Regions from separate parts of the Mus musculus genome. Here region 1 is linked to region 2. A link is a loop called in an ENCODE intact Hi-C map of the cell type or tissue named here. Cell type or tissue: left cerebral cortex. All regions are shown on one strand. Each heading gives the region's core, and the rest is flanking DNA. Links, peaks and the distances in the headings are about the cores only.

Region 1 (10,185 bases), core at 1,042-9,041, 64 kb after region 2:
GCTGTCATTACTGCTTCCTTCTGACAGATTTCTTTTCCAAGCATGCTGTTGCAGTGATGACCGTGCGGGAGCTCTTCGACTTCGTCACAGATCCCTCCATCACTGCTGACAACATGGATGCTTACCTGGAAAAGGTAAGGTGGGCTGAGGAGAGGACACACGAGAACTTGCCTTTGTGTGGCCTGTCTGAGAGGTTCAGTCATTAGTGTTGCTCAGTGTCACTATCATTTTAATCATGTCTTAGCACTTACCATTTCACAGTGAGATTAACAACAGTAAGGAAGTCAGTAGAGGCAGGGCTCTTGACGTCACTTACTTGGCAGGATTACAGAGAAACTGTGACGGCTGTCAACCTCCATACGTTTAATGAGAAAACTGTCATGTGCGTGGTAAAACATGCATGACCTTAAGTACAAAGCATTATATACATTTAAATTATTGTGTAAGCCACAGATTTTCTATCTTCAGAACTTTTTTTAACATCAAATACTGAACCTGTACTTACCGACCCCCACCAGCTCCTGGAAACGGCCATTCTGCCTGCACTCTGCTTCTCTCAGTACTGCTAACAAGTAAAATCACGTTGGTTTGCTTTTTAATATGTATATGTGTGTGTTTGTGTGACCATATGCTGCAAGCGTGTAGATGCCCAAGGAGTCCTGATGGTATTGGACCCCTGGAGCTGGGGTTACGGGTGCTTGTGAGCGCTGGGAATCAGGCTCAGGGACAAGAGCAACACACAGGCAGAGGAAACACCCCAACTCAAGGCTGGGGAGAGCTGAGCAGCCAGGATTCCCCACAAGACAAATGCCGTGTGTTGTCTGAGTGCATCCTTTGGTCCCTAAACAGAAGTTTTATATTCTAACCTAATCCATTTGTGCCTTCCTTGTTAATCTTGTCACTTCTGAGTCAGGATTCTTATAGTTCCCCTTTCTCCTGGAGGGCCTGTCCACCTTGGCACTTGTGCACTTGTTCATCTTGCTTGGTCTGGCGAATGTTAAAACTCAGGTCAGACAGTTGTGGCAAAGGGTCTCAGGAGGAGCAGTGATTTCAGGAGCATTGTTTTCTCTTTAAATTTTTTTTTTTTTGAGACAGTGTTTTTCTGTGGTTTTTTTAAAGATTTATTTATTTATTTTATGTATATGAGTACACTATAGCTGTACAGATAGTTGTGAGCCTTCATGTGGTTGTTGGGAATTGTATTTAGGACCTCTGCTCGCTCTGGTCAACCGTGCTTGCTCCAGTGGCCCCACTCGCTCCAGTCAGCCCTGCTTGCTCTGTCCCTGCTCACTCTGGCCCAAAGACTTGTTTATTATTATATATAAATACACTGTAGCTGTCTTTAGACACATCACAAAAGGGCGTTAGATCTCATTACAGGTGGTTGTGAGCCACCATGTGGTTGCTGGGATTTGAATTCAGGACCTTTGGAAGAACATTCAGTGCTCTTACCCACTGAGCCATCTCACCAGCCGGAGACAGTGGTTTTTTGTTTTTTGTTTTTTTTAATATCCCCCCGGCTATCTCAGACCCTGTATAGCCAAGGATGAACTTGAACTTGCAATTCTGACTTTGTCTCTTGAGTTCTGAGATTATAACCACACCACAGCAGCCTGTTCTAGTTTATGTAGTGCTGGGGAGCAAACCCAGGGCTCAGTGCATGCTGTGCCCACACTCCTTGCAGCTGAATACATCTCCAGCCTATTTATTTGTCTTGTTTGGGTTTTTGTTTCCTTTAGATAGTCTTACTTTGTAGCCCTGGCTCACCTGGCCTTATGCTCCTCCCTCTGCTGCCTCAGAAATGCCAGGGTCGTAGTGCACCACCATGTTTGGCAGATTATGAACTCTTGAGGGACAGAAATTTTATTTGTATATTGTTAGTACCTGATTATGTACTAGGCAGCTACATGGTGTCTTAGGGTTTTCTTTGCTGTCAAGAAAAATCATTGCCACAGCAACACTTACAAAGGAAACCATTTAATTGAGTTGGAGTACAGTTCAGAGGTGTAGTCCATTCTCATCATGGTGGGAAGTGTGTAGCCTCACAGGCAGGCACGGTGCTGGAGATGTCGCTGAGAGGTTGTACACTGGCTCAGTAGGCAGCAGGAAGAGAGTGTGAGCCGCTGGGCCTAGCTTGAGCTTCAGTGACATACTTTCTAAAACAAGGCGTCTCTCCTATGCCAACAAGTCCTCATGTCCTAATCCTTTCAAACAATGCTACTCCTTAGCCTGTGGGGCCATTTTTATTAAACCACCATACATGTATTGACTATCAAAGTATTTTTTATCTCTATTAGTATTGATTCTATACTTTAAAAAAAACAAAATAAATGTTCTTTCTTTCTCTATATCTATTTCTGAGAGATATATTTTTACTTTAGTATGCATCCATATGGGTATGTGCACGTGTGTGTAGATGCTTGTACAGGCCAGAGGCATTGGACCTCCGTGGAGCTGGTGTTGTGAGCTCTCCAATGTGTGGGCACTAGGAATTGAACTCTGGTCCTCTGGAAGAATAGTCCATGCTCTTAGCCACTGAGCCACCTCTCTGGCCCTCTCCCTGTGTTTTAACTAGAGAACTGTTTTTATGAGTCAGAAGAAGAACCCAGTATAGAGTCTCTCTCCTTACAGTTACTGTTGCCCGCGCGACTTTATTGGTGATATATCCTGTGTCGGCATTAGGGCCACATATTTACCTTTCTTGTGATTCATGTCACTGACATTTCAAGGTTCAAGAAGTGGTTCATTATTGAGTCTCAGTTTCTTCTGATGAAAAAAGATTTCTGCTAATAGTTTAAAATTAAGTTTAAAAAAAATCCTTCTTAAGCTGGGCGTGGTGGTGCACGCCTTTAATCCCAGCACTTGGGAGGCAGAGGCAGGCAGATTTCTGAGTTCGAGGCCAGCCTGGTCTACAAAGTGAGTTTCAGGACAGCTAGGGCTATACAGAGAAACCCTGTTCTTGCCCCCCACCCCCAAAAAAAATCCTTCTTGTTGTCTTGGCCATGAGCTGGGGCTGGGTGTGTGACTTTGTGACCCTGGGCCAGTGCTCCACCACGGAGCTGCCCCCAATGTTGATTTTTGAAGAAGGCACTAAAGGTACCTTGAGACTAGAGGAGTTTATTCTAGTTCTTTTAAAATGACTGTCAAGTCTTTGGTAGAGAGCCAGTCTACATTGTAGAAGCTCACTCTAGTTGGAGAAGTGTGAAGACATGATACCTGTGAAGACTAAAAAAAATAGTTCATTACAAAATAAAAAGTGTGTCTTCTAGGGTAAATGTAAAGGGAAATAATTGTTTTGCTTTCTTTCAAAGGCTATGGAAATAGCATCCCAGAGGACCAAGGAAGAAAAGACTAGCCAAGATCATGTGGATGAAGAGGTGGGGGTTATTGTGTATTCACAGCCTTGGGGAACACTTGTGGGCTTTGCTTGGCACTCTGGAGTGTTGTGTTGTGTGTCTTTTCATATAAACCAGGCTGTCTTAGAACTTGATATGCGGTACAGGCTGACCTCAAACTAGCACTCATTCTGCTAGAGTTAGGAGTATGTGCCACCATTTCCAACTGATTCTTGTGTTACAGGAGTTTCCATGGTTTTGTTTCTGTTGGTAAAGCTTGAACTTGATTTTTAGACACAGGGTATATAATTTACATTCAGTTATATTGCTGTACTCAGCAGCCTTTTAGCCTGTTGTTCAGGCTTGTGGGGTGAGTCAAGAAGGAAAAGCCTATTCATGTGCAAGTATGAATTTTTAGATGGCCTATGTGCTCATTGTGTAAATATAACAGACTTTAAATACTTTGTTAAAAATTAAAATCGAACCAGTCTAAAGAAATCAAGACATTTTTATTAAGGTCCACAATAGGCTAATTATTATTATATTTATTATTTTAATTGTAGCTTATTCTCAGAAGTTTGTGGCAGCTTCATAGAGATATTCCTACAATGTAAGAGTGGTGGGTATTCAGTTGCTCACAGCCAGGCCGTCCTTGCTACCTGTCTATCCTGTCCTTCCTCAGATGCCCTTTGGAATGTGTATGTATGGGAGGAGTGTTACTCTAAGAATCATTGGAATACACTCTCTTTCTCCCCTAAGTCAGTTGTAAAATTTCATTTTTAGCTTACCAAATTGCTTCTAGCTTACCACATAGCAGACATGACCCCAGCGTGTGCACAGCTGGAGTGGGAGCCAGCATTGGCGATGAGGATACATTTCTGCACCCAGCTAAGGGTGCTGAGGGATGGGCAGGGTGAGGAATCACAGTTTGATTTTGCTTTCCTCTTTTAGGTGTTCAAACAAGCATATATTCCCAGAACCTTAAACGAAGTAAAGAATTATGAGAGAGATGTGGACATCATGATGAGGTTAAAGGAAGAAGACATGGCTTTGAACACTCAGCAAGACAACGTGAGTGGCCTGCTCTGTCTGGAGCCTGTTCTACCAAAGGAGACTGAGCGTAGTCCTGCCTGGTGCTCGTGAGACAGCCAGCTCCCTTTGCATAAGCTTCCATACGTGCTGCATAAGCGATGTAAGAGAGGGCGGTGCATTTCCATGTGTCAGAGAACTGTGATGAGAAAAAAGGCGAAGTCTCGGGTTAACAACGATCGTAGTGGGTTGATAAAGCTGTGCTTCATTTTCATACATATTTGAAGGAATGATTAAAATATTTATATCATTTTTAATTATGTGTGCGTGGGGGAAGGCATGCACACATGAGGGAATGCTGGTGTCCTTGAAAGCCAGAGGTGTTAGGGTTTATTGGAGCTGGAGTTAAGAGGGGGTTATAAGCTTCCCTGCATGGGTGCTGGGAACCAAACTCGGGTCCTCCACATGAGCAGAACAAGTTCTTAGCCACAGTGCATCTCTCTAGTTCCCCTGGGGGAAATTTTTTGTTGTTAGTAGACCAGAAAGTAACCTTTTAGGCTTTTTAGCCATGTAGCAAAATTTAGCTGTTTATATAAGTTTTTGTATAAAGAGTGAAGTAGTGTTCTCCAGCTTTTCATGCATGAAATAAAAGCATTAAGACTATATTACATGTGTGTTAGACATGTGTCAGCACGCATGCCGTGGTGCCTGTAGGAAGACTAGAGAACAGCTTTGTCGGCTCACTTCTCTCCTCCTTTGTGTGGCTTCTGCGGAACATAGGCAGGCTCTCGTGGCATGTGCCTTTATCTGCTGAGCTAGCTCTCGGGCCTAAAAGCGCTGTTATTCTTTATATATGTCTGTTGCCTGTGTGATTGCACATATACATCAGTGTGTGCCCTCAGGCCAGAAGAGGGTGTTGGAGCCCTTGGAGCTTTCTGAGCCACCAGATGAATGTAGGCGCTGGGATCCTAGCTCGGAGCCTCATGATTGAGCAGCCTGCACATTGAATCACTAAGCGTTTTCCAACCCCTTGAAAGCACTGTCAGTAATAACTACAGCTTGTGCCGTGGAGATCTACTGGTGAGAGTAGAGTAGGATTGTCTGTGGAGTACGTAACATTGCACTGAGTAAAGTCCAAATTAGTATTTGCTGTCATCTCGTGGGTTGCAAAACCCATCTGAAAACTCTCAGGTTTGATTGTATTGAGTCTGTGGAGATGCAGACCTGGGACACAAGAATAATGCATGTTCCTCTCCGTGTTACTGTGTGATAGATTCTGAGCGAGTTCTCATTCACAGGAGCAGGGTTTAGTCCATGCTTAATGGTACAGCATATACATATTATTGTCGGTTTCTATGTTTATATTACATTTATATGTATATATGTGATTATATATGTGTATATGTGTGTGTGTGTGTGTGTTATATATGTTAAATATATTATGCTTATATTCGTTTTCCTTTTGTTTTCAAGATTCTATACCAGACTGTCATGGGATTGAAAAAAGATTTGTCAGGAGTCCAGAAGGTATGAAAAAAATATGTTGTTATTGCTTTATAACAGAATTTATTCTGTAGATACTGCATTTATTTGTGTGTGTGCTCAAAAGTATGCCACAGCACATGTGTGGTGGTCAGAAGACAACTCTGGGGAGTTGACTTTCTCCTCTTCATAGGTCTTTGGGGTCCAACTTAGATCGTCAGGCTACATGATGAACCTTGCCAGCCTGTGGAAACTCTTTTTGAAGTTTATAAAAGTTTGAAGATGTAAAAGTTACAGAAAAGTGGTATTAGAGTTAACTTTGGGAATGTACTTATTCTGTCTCTGAATTCTTCCATTAAAAGTGAGATATTTGTCATTAATCCTGGACTTCTTTGATGCAGGGGTTATTGATGATAGCCATATACCTTTTTCAGTCGTTTTTAAAATTAATTTTGATAAATGTCAGGGTTGGAGAGTTGGCTCAGCAGTTCAGAGCCCTTGCTGCTTTTCCAGAGCACCTGAATTGAGTTCCCAATACCATTATCTGTAAGACAAAGGAATGGAAAGTTCAAGGGCAGCCTGGACTGTCCAATGAGATCCTGTCTCAAAAAAGAAGAAAAATAGTTAAATAACTAGTTCATTTCAGAGAAAGTGAAACTTCCTCTTGATGGACTGTTCATTTTGGTTAGATTAGCTTACTGCTAGTAATGTAGTAAATACACAGGAAAACAGTTGTGAAGCCACCTAAATAGATTTTACTACTACTAGTACTACTACTACTACTACTACTACTACTAGTACTAGTACTAGTACTACTACTAGTACTGCTACTACTACTACTACTGCTGCTACTACCTCTGTATTTCACATTCTTTCCAAATCCCAGCTCAACTCTCTGTCTTACTAAAAGTAGCAGAGTTGTGTTGTTAATTTAGGCCACCCATATAGCCCTAGTAATCAGATATGCATGTTAGGATAGCTGTGAATGTAATCCAACACATTTGTAAATGATAGCATCATGTTGCACTGTCAAAAGATTAGACACCCTGCTAATTCCTTTGTGTATGTTCTTGAGTCCTACAGGAGTGAATGGATGCTACCCATCTTTCTCCCGCGTGTTGATTCTATTTTGATGTTTCAGTGCATAACTTGAAAGAGTATCTGACATACTGATGTAAGATGCTGGCATTAATGTGTTGATAGTACCTGGCTTCACGTAGCATTGTTCTATAATAATCTCAAGGTCCCCGCGCTCCTAGAAAGTGAAGTTAAGGAAGAGACTTGTTTTGGTTCAGACGATGCTGGGGGCTCTGAGTGCTCCGACACAGTCTCTGAAGAGCAGGAAGATCAAGCCGGATGCAGAAACCATATTGCTGACCCTGACATTGATAAAAAGGTTAGCCAAGATCTTACTCCTGAATGTGGTGGCTCTCAAACATCAATGGTGCCTCTACTTGTAGTTTCCATAACTAAACACAAACTTTACTTTTGGAGTAAATTAGAGACTTAGCTGCTATTAGGAGCTTCTTTAATATCATACAGATTACGTGTTCTGTCTGTTTACTAGAAGCAAATATTTGTTTCTTTCTAACCATTATTTCTCTTAAATATGGAACTTGTAAACGTCAAGTAACATATACTGGGATATTGATTTGACTGTCTATAATTTCAACAGTGTTCAAGGGACATGGTGTAGCTGGGTTCGGGGAGCTGGGGAAGAAAGATAACCTGTGTATAATGACAGAACCTATTGTCCCAGCACTTGGAAACTGAGGAGGGGAGAGATCATTTGAGCCTTGGGAGTTTTAAGAATAGTCTGGATTACAAAGTGAGACCCTCTTTAGAGAGGGAAGAAGGCAGGGATATGAAGGGAGAGAGATGGCAAAGAAATGAGATGCAGGGAACCTCAAAGCAAAGTTGTACTCACCAAGCTGTAATTGTTATTTTTTATGCTACATATACTTTTATCTGCTTAACATATTAATTTTAATTCTAATAATAACTTGAATACACCGAATGAATGAATTTTATTGGGGGTGGGTTGTTTATATTTTACAGGAAAGAAAAAAGATGGTCAAGGAAGCCCAGAGAGAGAAGAGAAAAAATAAAATCCCTAAACATGTGAAAAAAAGAAAGGAAAAAACAGCCAAGGCCAAAAAAGGCAAATAGAATGGAGCCATTCCTCGGCTACATTTTAACCCTGAAACAGAAGTAGCTGGAGGAGGCTTCCTCACTGTCTCACTGTCAGAGGAGGCTGGGGTGTGGTCATGTGATTGTTTCAAAAGCCTATTCTTTCGGGATCCAGTCCTGGCTCTGCTTTTAACGGACTTATTAAGGTATTATTTTAATGAAGAACTTTGTATATTTTATTTTTATATTTTTATCTTGCAAACATTTTCCCACAAGTATCAGAACATGAGTGTTTATGATGAACATCCACGGACGAACTTGGGAACATTTGTTTTCTTTGTCTATGCCAAAGACATATCTGAAACAGCCTGGAGCTCCGCTCCGAGAGACATCGTCTGGCCGTTATGTGCCATTCCCAGGAGCCCTGTTCCTGTGTGTTCTGGATACACAGGAAGCTGTCCTATGATCCTGCTTCATCTTAACTATACCTTTCCAGTGAGCCCTCCCAGCTCAGGTGCCATTTCACACCCAGCCATTTGTTCATCAGATATTTCAGTGTTCTAGGAACTGGGATATAGCTATGAATAAAACCACATTACTTCCTTTGGGTAGTTTGCATTCTTGCTAGGAAATGAAAAATTTTTAAAAAAGTAATATTCTTTGAAGAGGTTATACATTATATAGAGAGAATCAATGCTGAATAAAGAGAAAACCTAGGGAGGTACAAGTTGACAACATAAAATATTGGAGGTGAGTCACACCGAACTTCCTGGCACTGTGGTGGCTGGATGGAAGGAGTCTGCGTTCCAGCCAGACTGGACTACTTAAGCAGATGAGGATACAAGCAACAAAGCCAAGGTACATCGGGAAGGAAGAATACCCCAGTCAAAGCACGAAGCCACAGGAAGGCCCTGCAGCAAAAAGCTGTGTGCAGTGGTCAGAAATGGGGTGGCAGCATCAGACTCGGGGGGAGATCAGAGTGCACAGCTCATGGGGTTTTTAGCAGAGGAGTGTCAGGGTCCAACTTGTAGTTTGAAAGCATGATTCTGGCTTCTAGAGAATTGAAGCAAAGGTGGAAGATGATTGGCTGTGCTTGTTGTTAGCCCTGGTGAAGGATGCTGGTGGCTTGGCCTGGGATACTAGTTGATGTGGAGTTAGCTTAAGGCCGCAGGTGAGTTTGAACGGAGTCTTCCGGTTTATAACCCAAGAAGCCACAGCCCACTGCAGTAACTGTGATGAGACTCGTGGGGGGAGTAAACTTACTGGTAGGAAAGAGAAAATTACAGGACACACATTGAGAAAAATTACCAGGTGTTAAAGAACCTTTTCCTATTTTATGTAGCAAATGGCTGTGTTAATCCTTGCACCAGACACTCTTATACAGCAACCCAGGGTTTCCGTTTAGACTGCAGCTTCCAGCTGCTTGCTTGATGGCGGGTTATGGTGAGTGCCACCTGAACTCTGATTGTATGTTGGAACATGCTCCTTTCTGCTTTAAAGTTCAAAAAGGAGCTTCAGTTTCCATAATATTGAGAGCACAGTTATCATCTTTGTGCACATTTGAGTCTCTTCCAGGTCTTCTGGTTCACTTAGGCAGCTCTATGTGTTTATTACTTTACCATGTGAACGCAAAGCTAGGGCAAAGCAGAATTGTTCTTGCTGGCGCTGGCCTAGTTGGCCAAAGTTGGTGTCATTCAAAATACCTCGTTACGGTTTAGATCCTAAATGTTCCCCAAAGGCCATATGTTAAAGACTTGGCCCCAGGTTGCTAGCGGTATCGCTGAGTAAGGGCAGAACTGTGGGGTGAGGGCCTGGAGGATTAGGTCGTTGTGGGGTGTGTGGTGTGTGTGTGTGTGTGTGTGTGTGTGTGGGCGTGTGGGTGTTGTGTGTGTGGGCATGTGTGGTGTGTGTGTGTGTGTGTGTGTGTGTGTGTGTGGGCGTGTTCTTGCTGGGATGTCGGATTCTGGTCTTTTCCTCTGCTTCCTGGCCACGGTGATGCCGGCAGCTTCCCTTCATCCCCACTGTAATGTACTCTCACCACAGGCTTCACGGGTGAGAACGAACGCTTCCGTTGTTGGTTGGTTGGCTTTACTTCCTCGTCATCCACTTTCAGCTAAGGCACATTGCACTACAGTTATGCACTTCAACTGTTAGACTGGTTTTAGCTGGTATTTTACCACAGCTACAAGAAACTGAACACATGCCCTGT
Region 2 (9,988 bases), core at 1-8,000:
GGATACATCCTCCTCTTCTTTATCTTCTGCCTAAGGGAAGCATCATTAAAAACAGATTGCTGAGAAAGGGCTGGAAAACCACTGAGTTCCCTAGACCGGGATGAAATGCTGCTCTGTGGGTTCTAGTCTGTCAGTTCTCTCTTCCCCTTCTGCTAACTGGAGAGCATGAAGAACATGGAGAACACTCTCCTAGTATCACACTTTACAGTGTCGTTTACAGTGTCGTAACTGGGGAACATGAACACACTCTCCTAGTATCACACTTTACAGTGTCGTTCCTGTGCTGGCAAGTTGAGCAGTCAGGACATCCTGAATGTGATGCATGAGCCTTTCCTTGGGAAAGCCACCTCCTGGATCACCGTGTCCCTCCACCTTAACCTCCAGCTCTGGGAAGTGTGACCAAGGGTGCATGTACGTATGAATCTCAAGACAACTCAGGCCTCTGCCATAATCTCCCAATTCGCCCATGTCTTCACTGCTGAGTGTAAGTCGCTAATAAGAAACCTGGAGAGGAGTTACAACCAAAGCCGAGGTCACTGTCCCAGAGGTAACTTCTGGAAGGACAGAAGCTCTACGAGGTCATCTTTCTTCCACAAACTCCATACATCGAGGGTACTTCTGCTTCCTCTTTCAGCTCATCCTGACCATTTATTTTTGTGATAAGAAAAATTCAGACCACCTTCTTAAAAAGACCTAATTCCTCCCCTTTGGATCGCCTTTCTCCACAGTAAGTACATTCCAGTGCCAGAAAGTTCAAGTAATCCAGAAAAATGATACAATCCATTACTATCATGTAGGCTCAAATTTCAAAGCCCTAAACATCATCTTTAATCCTAAATTAAATTCCAATATACTCTAAATTATCTTACCCAAAGCACTACTTTGGTCAAATATTTACAACTATGAAACAGGAATGTATTGATCTGATCAAGGCTGTTCATGTAATGAGACAGGTTGAAGATGCAAAGCCTCAGAACGGAAAACTTGGCACAGATCGACAGAAAGCACACACATTAACGGTCTTCTACTCAGAGGAGACACTACGCACCTACATAGCAAATCACTAACAACAACAACAAAAATTAATAGAAGAGCAAAGCACCGATTGAGTGGCTGGCATGTCCATACAAATGAAAACAAAAAATCTACGAAGGACTGATGCAGGAAATAAAATTAGCAAATTAGCAGGAAGCATGTTGCAATTGAGCTCCTTTTTAAAAAAAAAAAGCTTTCTGTGTACGGGTGTTTTGCCTTCGTGTATATCTACGGACCATATGCAAGCAGCATCCACAGAAGCCAGGACAGGGCACCAGATCCCCTGGAACTAGACTTACAGATGTTTGTGAGTAGCTATGTGGGTGCAGGGGAAGAGAACCCAGGTCCTCTGGAAGAATAGTCAGCACCTTACCTGCTGAGCCATCTCTCCAACTGAGCCAGTTATTCTTACTGTCATTAGGAGAGCACAAATTTCAGAGCTAGCTTCTAAGCCATCTTCTCTAACCCTTACTTACATAGAGGTATTTTATCTCCTGCTCTTCAACCCTTGCTCCCTAAACACACACACACAACCCCCCAAAAATATCAACTTTAAGAAAGAAAAAAAAAAAAAAAGCCGGGGCAGTGGTGGCACACGTCTTTAATCCCAGCACTTGGGAGGCAGAGACAGGTGGATTTCTGAGTTCCAGGACAGCCAGGGCTATACAGAGAAACCCTGTCTCGGGAAAAACAAACAAACAAACAAACAAACAAACAAGCAAGCAAACAAAAACCTCTGTTCAATCTAGTACCCAGAACAGTACTTGGCTATATGGATGGTAGAGTCTCCCCATAGGAGTCAATGGCAGGTTACAAGCACAGAAAAGGACAGACCTAGGAAGCGAAGCACATGATCTTGATTTGTTCAGTGTACCCTGTCTCCCCACTACTCCAGAAGGCCCTTGCGCTCATGCTCAGTGACTTGCCCTTAGACCAATTCCAACCCTGGGGAGACAGCTCAGAGGCTCAGAGCAGTACTGCTTTTGCAGGGGACCCATGTCTGAAAGGTCACAACTGTTTGCAACTTCAGCTCCCTGTGATCCAACGCCCCTGGACTCCCCAGTATTTGCTCTCACATCCAAGTACCATACAAAACCATACACATAAAACTGAAGAGGTAATTGGCAAACTTGCCTATAAAAAGAGTACATTCTTAGTTGGAATCTCTACTCAGAATATATCATATATATTCTATTATTATTTTTTTTCCTTTTTTTGTTTTTGTTTTGTTTTTTTGAGACAGGGTTTCTCTGTGTAGCCCTGGCTGTCCCAGAACTCACTCTGTAGACCAGGCTGGCCTCGAACTCAGAAATCCACCTGCCTCTGCCTCCCGAGTGCTGGGATTAAAGGCAAGCTCCACCACACCCAGCTATATTCTAAATATGGTATAGAGAACTTACCAAATCTGTGGGTTCATCTTCTTCTACTTCAGCTTCATCATCTTCATCTTCAATTATTGAATCTTCCACTATTTCTTCATCTTCTGTAGGATCTTGAGCCAAAGCTAATGACCCTGAAAATAAAAAAAAAATAAAAAAATAAAAAAGAGCAGTTAACCTTTATCTTTGTCTTTAAACATGAGGTCTAGACAAGAAAATGTTCCACCTATTGTAATATAGTCTCCCTGGTCAGTTGAGCAATGCCACTGCACAAAAAATATTTACATTTTTTACTAGTAGTCTTAACTACTACATTATAATTTTAATGGGAATCTTTTTAATATAAAAAGGCAAAACAACAACAACAACAAAAAAAAAACAAAAAAACAAAAAAACGGGGCAAGCCAAATGGCTCAGTGGTTAAAGGCACTTGCTGCCAAGCCTGACCATGTGAGTTTGATTCTTGGTATGCACCCTGCAAATTGTCTCCTAGCTTCTGGATATATATTACAAGGCAGACAGGCAGACACACACTAAATATAATAAAAAATTAAAATAAATAGTGGCAGCTTCGTGGTTAGTAGCAAAGAAAAAAAATCCAACTATTTTTGCACATGACTTCAAGCATAGTTTCAGACATTTAAAATATCAAAAAAAATAAGGGCTAATCATAATGCTAATTTATAAATCAGAGACTTGTTGACAAAGCTTTCTCAAAAACCACACAACATCACTTTCAGGCAAAACTCTACAAAGCCCTTTAAAGTTCAAGCAGTTCTTATTACCACTTCTCGGGGAGCGATGATGTGGCAATCCAGCAGCGAGGGAAAATGTGGGAACAGCCACATGTGCAAAGCCCAAGAGAAAACACTATCTTTAAAACCATGATTTTTTTAAGTCTTTTTACTTTCCCGAGTTAAAACAGTTCATTCATAGTTTACAGGTAATTTATCAAAAGCCAGATTTAAAGAAAGAAAGAAAACCCCAATGGTCTAAGGTTGTAGTGTGCATATGTGCCTTGCATGCCTGGCACGATGGAAGCCCTGGGTTCATCCCCACCACTTCATCCACGGGGTGTGGTGACACCCTGAAACCCAGCACCCCAGAGGTACAGGCACAAGGATCATAAGTTCAAGGACGTGCTAGCTAGGGCACCAACTTACAACGCAGCCAGGGTTACCTACATGAGACTCGGTCTCAACATCTGTCTTATGTCCCCACCACCACACTCCCAAGCCAAAATCCCTAACAGCTATAATTCAAAGTCATACTAGTTACTAAGTAGAAGCCAAGCACTTCTGTGTGCTTGGCCAAAGAGTTCATAACATGGCTCGTTATTTCTCATGCCCTGGGCCACAGAAACTTAGAGAAAGAAAAGGAATTCTTTCTGGTGACCACTCAAACTAGTTGTTTTTATAAACTAGCAAAATTAATGGACATGGCGGGCAAGGGGGAACAAGTTTCTACGTTTTTACATTCTGCCAAGTTTTTAGCCCAGGTCAATCGTTGGAAAGAATAAACTTACAAAGCTCGAAATAACTTTTTCGCAGCATATTTTCAACCAGCAAAAACTGGCTGGAAAAGGGAGGGGAGGGGAGAGAAATTAGAAAAGGAAGGAGGAGGCCATCCGGCCATACTCTACGGTAGCGGCTGACAAGCAGCCGGAGGAAGGGGACGGATTTGGACACCGAGCCTCGCGGTCCACACAGACCGCGATGGGCGAGCGAGGGGGCCGGGCGAACACGATCCACGCGCCGAGGAGAAGAATCTACAGTGGGCGAATGAATGGAGGCGCGCCGGCGTGTGGCTAGCGACACGTCAGCGCAGAGCTTGGGGACGGGCGGCCCGCGGCGAGCGCGGGCGGAGAAGCGAGGCCGACCCTGGCGTGGGTCCTGCGGACCGCGGGCTTCGGGCCCGCGCTCGCTGAGGACGCCGAGCTGCGGGGGGTCCCGGGGCGGGGGATAGCATGGCCCACGAGAGCCGGGCCGGGGGTCGGCCGCGGTCCCCAACCCAGCCCCGCGTCTCTCACCTCCGGGGCCGCCTCGGAGCAGCACGGCGGCGGGAAAGGCCAGCAGGAACAGCAGCAGCAGGCGGGGGAGGAGTCTCATGGTACGGCCGGTCAGCGTCCGGTGCGGGTCCGCTAGGGCTCTCGGAGGCTCTGGCGGTAATGGCGTTACTCTTCATCCGGGCCGCGGTGGAGGGGCGGGGCACGCACGCACGCGCGCCATCCGTCGCCCCTCCCCGCCACCGTCGACGTGGCCTCTAAGCGCCCAGGGGCGGGGCCTGCGGGCCGGGAGATCACGTGGCCGGCGGTGGCGGGGACCAGGGGAGCCTACGGGCTCCCGCGAGAGCCTAGCTGAGCAGGCTTATCTCTTCCAGATGCTTAGCATCGCTTTGTCCCCCGTTGCTTTGAGGGGCCAAGGAGTGGAAACTTCCCGCATGTGTGGCAGTTGAAAGACAGAAAGTAAAGGATATGGATAACGACAAAATAAATAAATAAAAATAAAAAGCCGAAAGTGATGTCTCACATTGTAACCCCAGAGTTTGAGAGATGGAGGCAGGAGGATTGCAGCGAGCTGGAGACCAGCCTGGGCTATGTAGCGAGTTCGGGGCAAGACTGGGCTACAGAGTTAATACCTTGTCACAAAATTCTACCCCCCCTGCAATAAACAATCGGAGTTCTGGAGTTTTATTCTTTTAAATTTGACTGTCTCTCTGGTGTATAATTGCCAGTGCACAGATAGATGTAAAGGTCAGTCAAAGGACAACTTCTAGGGAACTGATTCTCTCCACATTTTAGATGGGTTCTGGGCTTGAACTCTGATCATTAGAGGTTCAGTTCTGTAATTTTTCTTAACAACCCAAACTTAGCAATTACCTAGCCTTTCTGCAGTTTCTACGCCAAAGATCTCACTTCTGGCATATTTCTGGCAACTTCAGCTGGTCAGTGTGAAACACTCGGGATGTAGTGGCTGCGCTGAGAACCTCCAGCCACAATCCTGATTCAGGGACTGTCTTGGTTACTTTTCTGTTGCTGTGAAGAGATACCATTACCAAGGCAACTTATAAAAGAAAGTGTTTGATTTGTAGGCTTGTTTACAGTCTCAGAGGGTGAGTTCCTGACCATCGCATCAGAGAGAATGGGAGCAGGCAGGCAGTGCTAACGTGGAAGCTGAGAGCTTATATGTTCAGCCCCAAAGGACAAGGCAGAGAGGTAAGTCCAATGGTACGGACTTTTGAAACCTCAAAGCCCACACCCAACAATGCACCTCCTCACATAAGTCCTTACCAAACAGTTCCACCAACTGGGATGTAACATTCAAACACAAGCCTACTGGGGCAGTTCTCATTCAAACCACTACACAGGTTAAGCAGCCACCAGGATCATTGGAGCCTCTGAGCCACAGAGGGACAAATAAACTCCCCTCAGAATTGTTGAAGATGACTGAAGTGGAAGTCACAGACCATATCTCAACTTAATTAACCCCAGTAGGTTCAGATCAGATGAACACATGTCTGACCTGAACAGGGGAAAGAGACTGTCTATAAATTCTATGAACATTAAGGAGTCAGAAGTGCCACCACCTGAAGTCAGACCTCAGAAAGGGAGACAGTGAGATCTTCGGTACAAGGACAGTGTCTCTGTACCATCCCCTCAGTTACAGTCCTTGTCAGTTTCTTGTGCCAGGAGACACTCCCGGGTTAAATACGAGGATCTTGGATATTTGATGGGGTTGAAGACTAATTATAGTCTCACAAGCAAACTTAAGTTGTTTAGCATTGAAAGAGATGATATAGATTTGAAAGGATGTTTTTCAGATGGTAATGTGTACTGGCTGGTTTTGGGTGTCAACTTGACACAAGCTGGAGTTATCACAGAGAAAGGAGCTTCAGTTTGGGAAATGCCTCCTAGAGATCAGGCTGTGGGGCATTTTCTCAGTTGGTGATCAAGGGGGTAGGACCCATTGTGGGTGATGCCATCCCTGAGCTGGTAGTCTTGGGACTTGCTTGTAAGAGAGCAAGCCAGGGGAAGCAAGCCAGTAAGTAACATCCCTCCATGGCCTCTGCATCAGCTCCTGCTTCCTAACCTGCTTGAGTTTCAGTCCTGACTTTCTTGAGAGATGAACAGCAATGTAGAAATGTAAGCTGAATAAACCCTTTCTTCCCCAACTTGCTTTTAGGTCATGATGTTTGTGCAGGAATAGAAACCCTGACTAAGACATAATACAAGCTAAAATCAGAACATAATTCAGGTATAGAATGGTAAGCTCTTTAAGTTAGGGTAAAAGGTAAAATACTGTATATAGTTAATAAATATGATGGACTGGATGTTAATTGTATATCATACTTTGTAATTTACGTGTTATGGTTATGCTCAAATTATGTCTAAGAGTTTTTTTTTTAATTTGGACAGAAAGGATGAAATTTGGGAATTGGTTTTAATGCTTTGAATTAATCCAGTCTCCCAAGTCGGGAATATGCTGAAGGTCCTTGTCCCCAACTGGTTTCTGATGGATCAATAAAGAGCCAACAGCCAATGGCTAGGCAGACAGACTGAAATGAGACTTTGAGATTGGCACAGGGTTGGAAACAAAACAGAGAAAAGAAGCAGAGATTGGCATGAGAAGAAGAAAGAAGAACGATCAGACCTAAAGGCCCACTGACACAGGCCACTTCCCCAATTGTGTTTGGGGTAGCAGAGATGAAATATAGATTTTAAAAGATCTTAATTGAGGAGTACCGGAGGGGAGTGTTTGCTAGCAGTGAGACTAGAAACACCCAGCCGTTAAGACACATTAAAATTAACTGGAGTGTGTGTGTGTGTGTGTGTGTGTGTGTGTGTGTGTGTGTGTGTGTGTGTGTATCTTTCATTCAAGAATCCCGATACCTCTTGGGCAGGTGTGGGTGTGCAACCTGTTGGGAGCACAGAGTGGTTAACTAACTACTGCTACACAAGGACAAGTTTGTTGAAACCGCAAAAACAAACAAAAAGCTGTGGTGGCCTGAATAAGATTGGCCCCCAGAGGCTCATATATTGAAATGCTTAGTAGCATTATTGGAGAAAGATTAGGAGGTGGGGCCTTGTTGGGGTGGGTGTGGCCTTGTTGGGGAAAGTATGTCACTGCGGGTGGGCTTTGGGGTTTAAAAAGCTTCCCAGGACCAGTTCTCTCTTCCTGCCGGTGGATCAGGATGTAGCACCTCTCCATCTTTATTCTGCCTGTGTATAGCCATGCTCTCTGCCTTGATGAGAGTGGACTCAGTTTCTGAAACTGTAAACAAACCTGAACAACATGCTTTCTTTTGTGTGAGCTGTCTTGGGTCATGGTGTCTCTTCACAGCAACAGAACATTCTGACATGAGCAGCTCAGAGCAGGTTGAGTTATCACGACACAGCCTTTATTGCAAAGTCCCATCTACTAATTTCAGCCTCCTCAGGACCCCTGTCTCCCCGCAACCTCTGACCCATCTTTTGGAAGGTATCTTGTTTTCTAGAAACATGGGACATCCAGGGTGATCACACTGGCACTGTTGAGACAGATCTCTGCTTTGGTCATTTGATTCCTTTATAATTTGTGGGAGCAGACAATCACTTCCCTTTATACTTATGTTTGCCTCAGCACCATGAAAAGGCCATGAGCCTCTGTACCCTCCAGGTGACTGCATGTCCTTCAGAACTTCTCTCATCCCTCACCTTCTGCCCTTAACCCTGACCTGCTTTAAAATTACAACCCTTGGGTTGGAGAGAGGGCTGTTCTTCCAGACCACCCAAGTTTGGTTCCTAGCATCCATCCTCCCAACCCCTCCCCCCCAATTCCTCTTCCTCTCAAGTCACCCCTCATAGCATTTCCTGTCTTCTCACACAATCCGTAGCTCTTGGGTCTCCTGGATGTCAATATACCATGACACAGAAAACAGTCTGACATGAGAGAACTTCATTTTGTTTTGAGGCAGGGCCATCTTGTATAGCCCCAGGTTGGCCTTAAGCCTTGAACTCTCCTGCCTCAGCCTCCCGGGCGCCAGTACTATAGGAGAATATCCTCAAGCCCAGCTCAGAAATACTTGGTGAATCAATGGGATAATGATTTTGATGTTCTTACATCTTTTCTCCTTAAATTTATAGTCTGCTTTTTAGGATATGCCCAATAATATATCAGTTGAAACAATTGTGTTTACTGCGTATGAACAAATACTTAAGTTCTTTCATGTGGCAAAGAGCTGAGGAGAATTAAATTTTTCTGCTGTATACTCTCAGGAGGGGGAAATGTCCGTGGGAAAAGGGAACAGAAAATGAGGCTGTCCTGGCAGCTCCGCAATTAGCAGCAGAGCCTCCATTCCTTCCCTAGCCCACACTTCAAAAAGAGCATGGGCAATCCAGCCACCAGACTGATCACCACAAAACCCACCACTTAACCTGCCTCTGTCCCCTCAGGCTCTGCCCTCCTTTCTCTTGCAATAAAATGTTTATAGGCCAATCGAAAGCCAGTCATCCTTTGCAGTCTAGATGGCAGCCCCTGTGTAGAGACGTGGTTTTAGAGCATCCCTCTCTACACCACAGTGAAGGCTGCTCAGTATCATCACCCCGTCAACATCCACTTCCCTCTAATACCACCTTTCAAAACTGACGGCTCGGAGGCCTCTCCTCTCAGTCTCATGTCTCATTTTGCAGTTTTCTTCTCAATGTAGTCCAAGTAGGCTTGGATTTTAACTGTGCCATTAAATCCAGTGACGCTCCTATAAGGCTTCCCTCTCCCTCCAGCTGCATAATATCTTGTACTGTATGGAAGAATCACTTGTCAATAAAAAAATGCTGTTGTCCTATTAGCTTAGGCAGGAAACAGGGAGGTGGAAGTTCTGGTACAGAGAGAGGATTCTGGGGGAGAGACAGGCATAAGGGAAGAGAGATTCGGCCCCAGACACAGAGGAAGACGGTCGCATGTAACTGAGGACCAGGTAACCAGCCACATGGCAGAACTTATAACAGGATGATTAACTTATAAGCTAGTCTTGGAACGATCCAGAGCACTTGGCCAAGGCATTTGTAAATATATTTAAGTCTCCGAGTCATTATTCTGGGACCTGGGACCAGGCAGAAAAACAGAAGCTCACAGAAAACACCGTCCAACATCCAGCACTCATTTTTCCAGGCTCTAGACTCAAACCTCTGTGCAGGACTACTACTAATACTACTACTACTACTCTCTGCAGGACTACTAAGTACTGACCACTAAGCTTCGGATACACTACCTACGGTGTCAGTCCTATCTGCTTTGGGTCTCTATGAGGGCTCGCAGGACACTTCCCTTACAGAATGGGAAGGAAGGCCCTGGTGAGAGGGAAGAGAGTGGTCAGGTGCAGTTTGAAGGCCAGGGCTAAGTGCAAGAAACCCTGGGCAGAACTGAGAGGAGGAGGAGGAGGAGGAGGAGGAGGAGTAAGAGGAGGAGGAGGAGGAAGATAGAGGCCAGAGAGGAAAAGCCTGGGAACACAAGAATGCACTTCTGGATCAGACTTCGAGCAGTGAGGGGGATGGGCAGAGAGAGAACAGGGGGACACATGTCCTAGTTTCTTTTAAGATT

The links. A loop is a pair of places that touch in the nucleus more often than their neighbours do. Peaks named below come from ENCODE experiments on the same cell type or tissue, not always from the same donor. Only the 100,000 strongest peaks of a DNase experiment are listed, where the experiment ranks them.
Region 1: a loop joins it to region 2, with 2.0 times the contacts of the local background. A loop is called at or near these places in 4 of 42 quality-filtered maps.

What each region holds. Positions count from the first base shown.
Region 1 is chr13:38,052,851-38,063,035 of GRCm38, forward strand. Riok1 (RIO kinase 1) reads left to right here. Exons shown (of 17, transcript NM_024242.3): 12 at 28-134; 13 at 3,312-3,377; 14 at 4,287-4,406; 15 at 5,838-5,891; 16 at 7,090-7,242; 17 at 7,905-8,583. The coding sequence ends at 8,015. Among named protein-coding and RNA genes, the nearest start is that of Riok1, 21 kb to the left of the region's middle. In left cerebral cortex, for the core only: no CTCF peak of the experiment used is centred there; no DNase peak of the experiment used is centred there.
Region 2 is chr13:37,989,562-37,999,549 of GRCm38, forward strand. Ssr1 (signal sequence receptor, alpha) reads right to left here and starts at 4,647. Exons shown (of 8, transcript NM_025965.4): 1 at 4,444-4,647; 2 at 2,436-2,548; 3 at 1-30. The coding sequence starts at 4,522. In left cerebral cortex, for the core only: no CTCF peak of the experiment used is centred there; DNase peaks (open chromatin) are centred at 4,217 and 4,665; H3K4me3 peaks cover 2,091 bases; H3K27ac peaks cover 1,354 bases.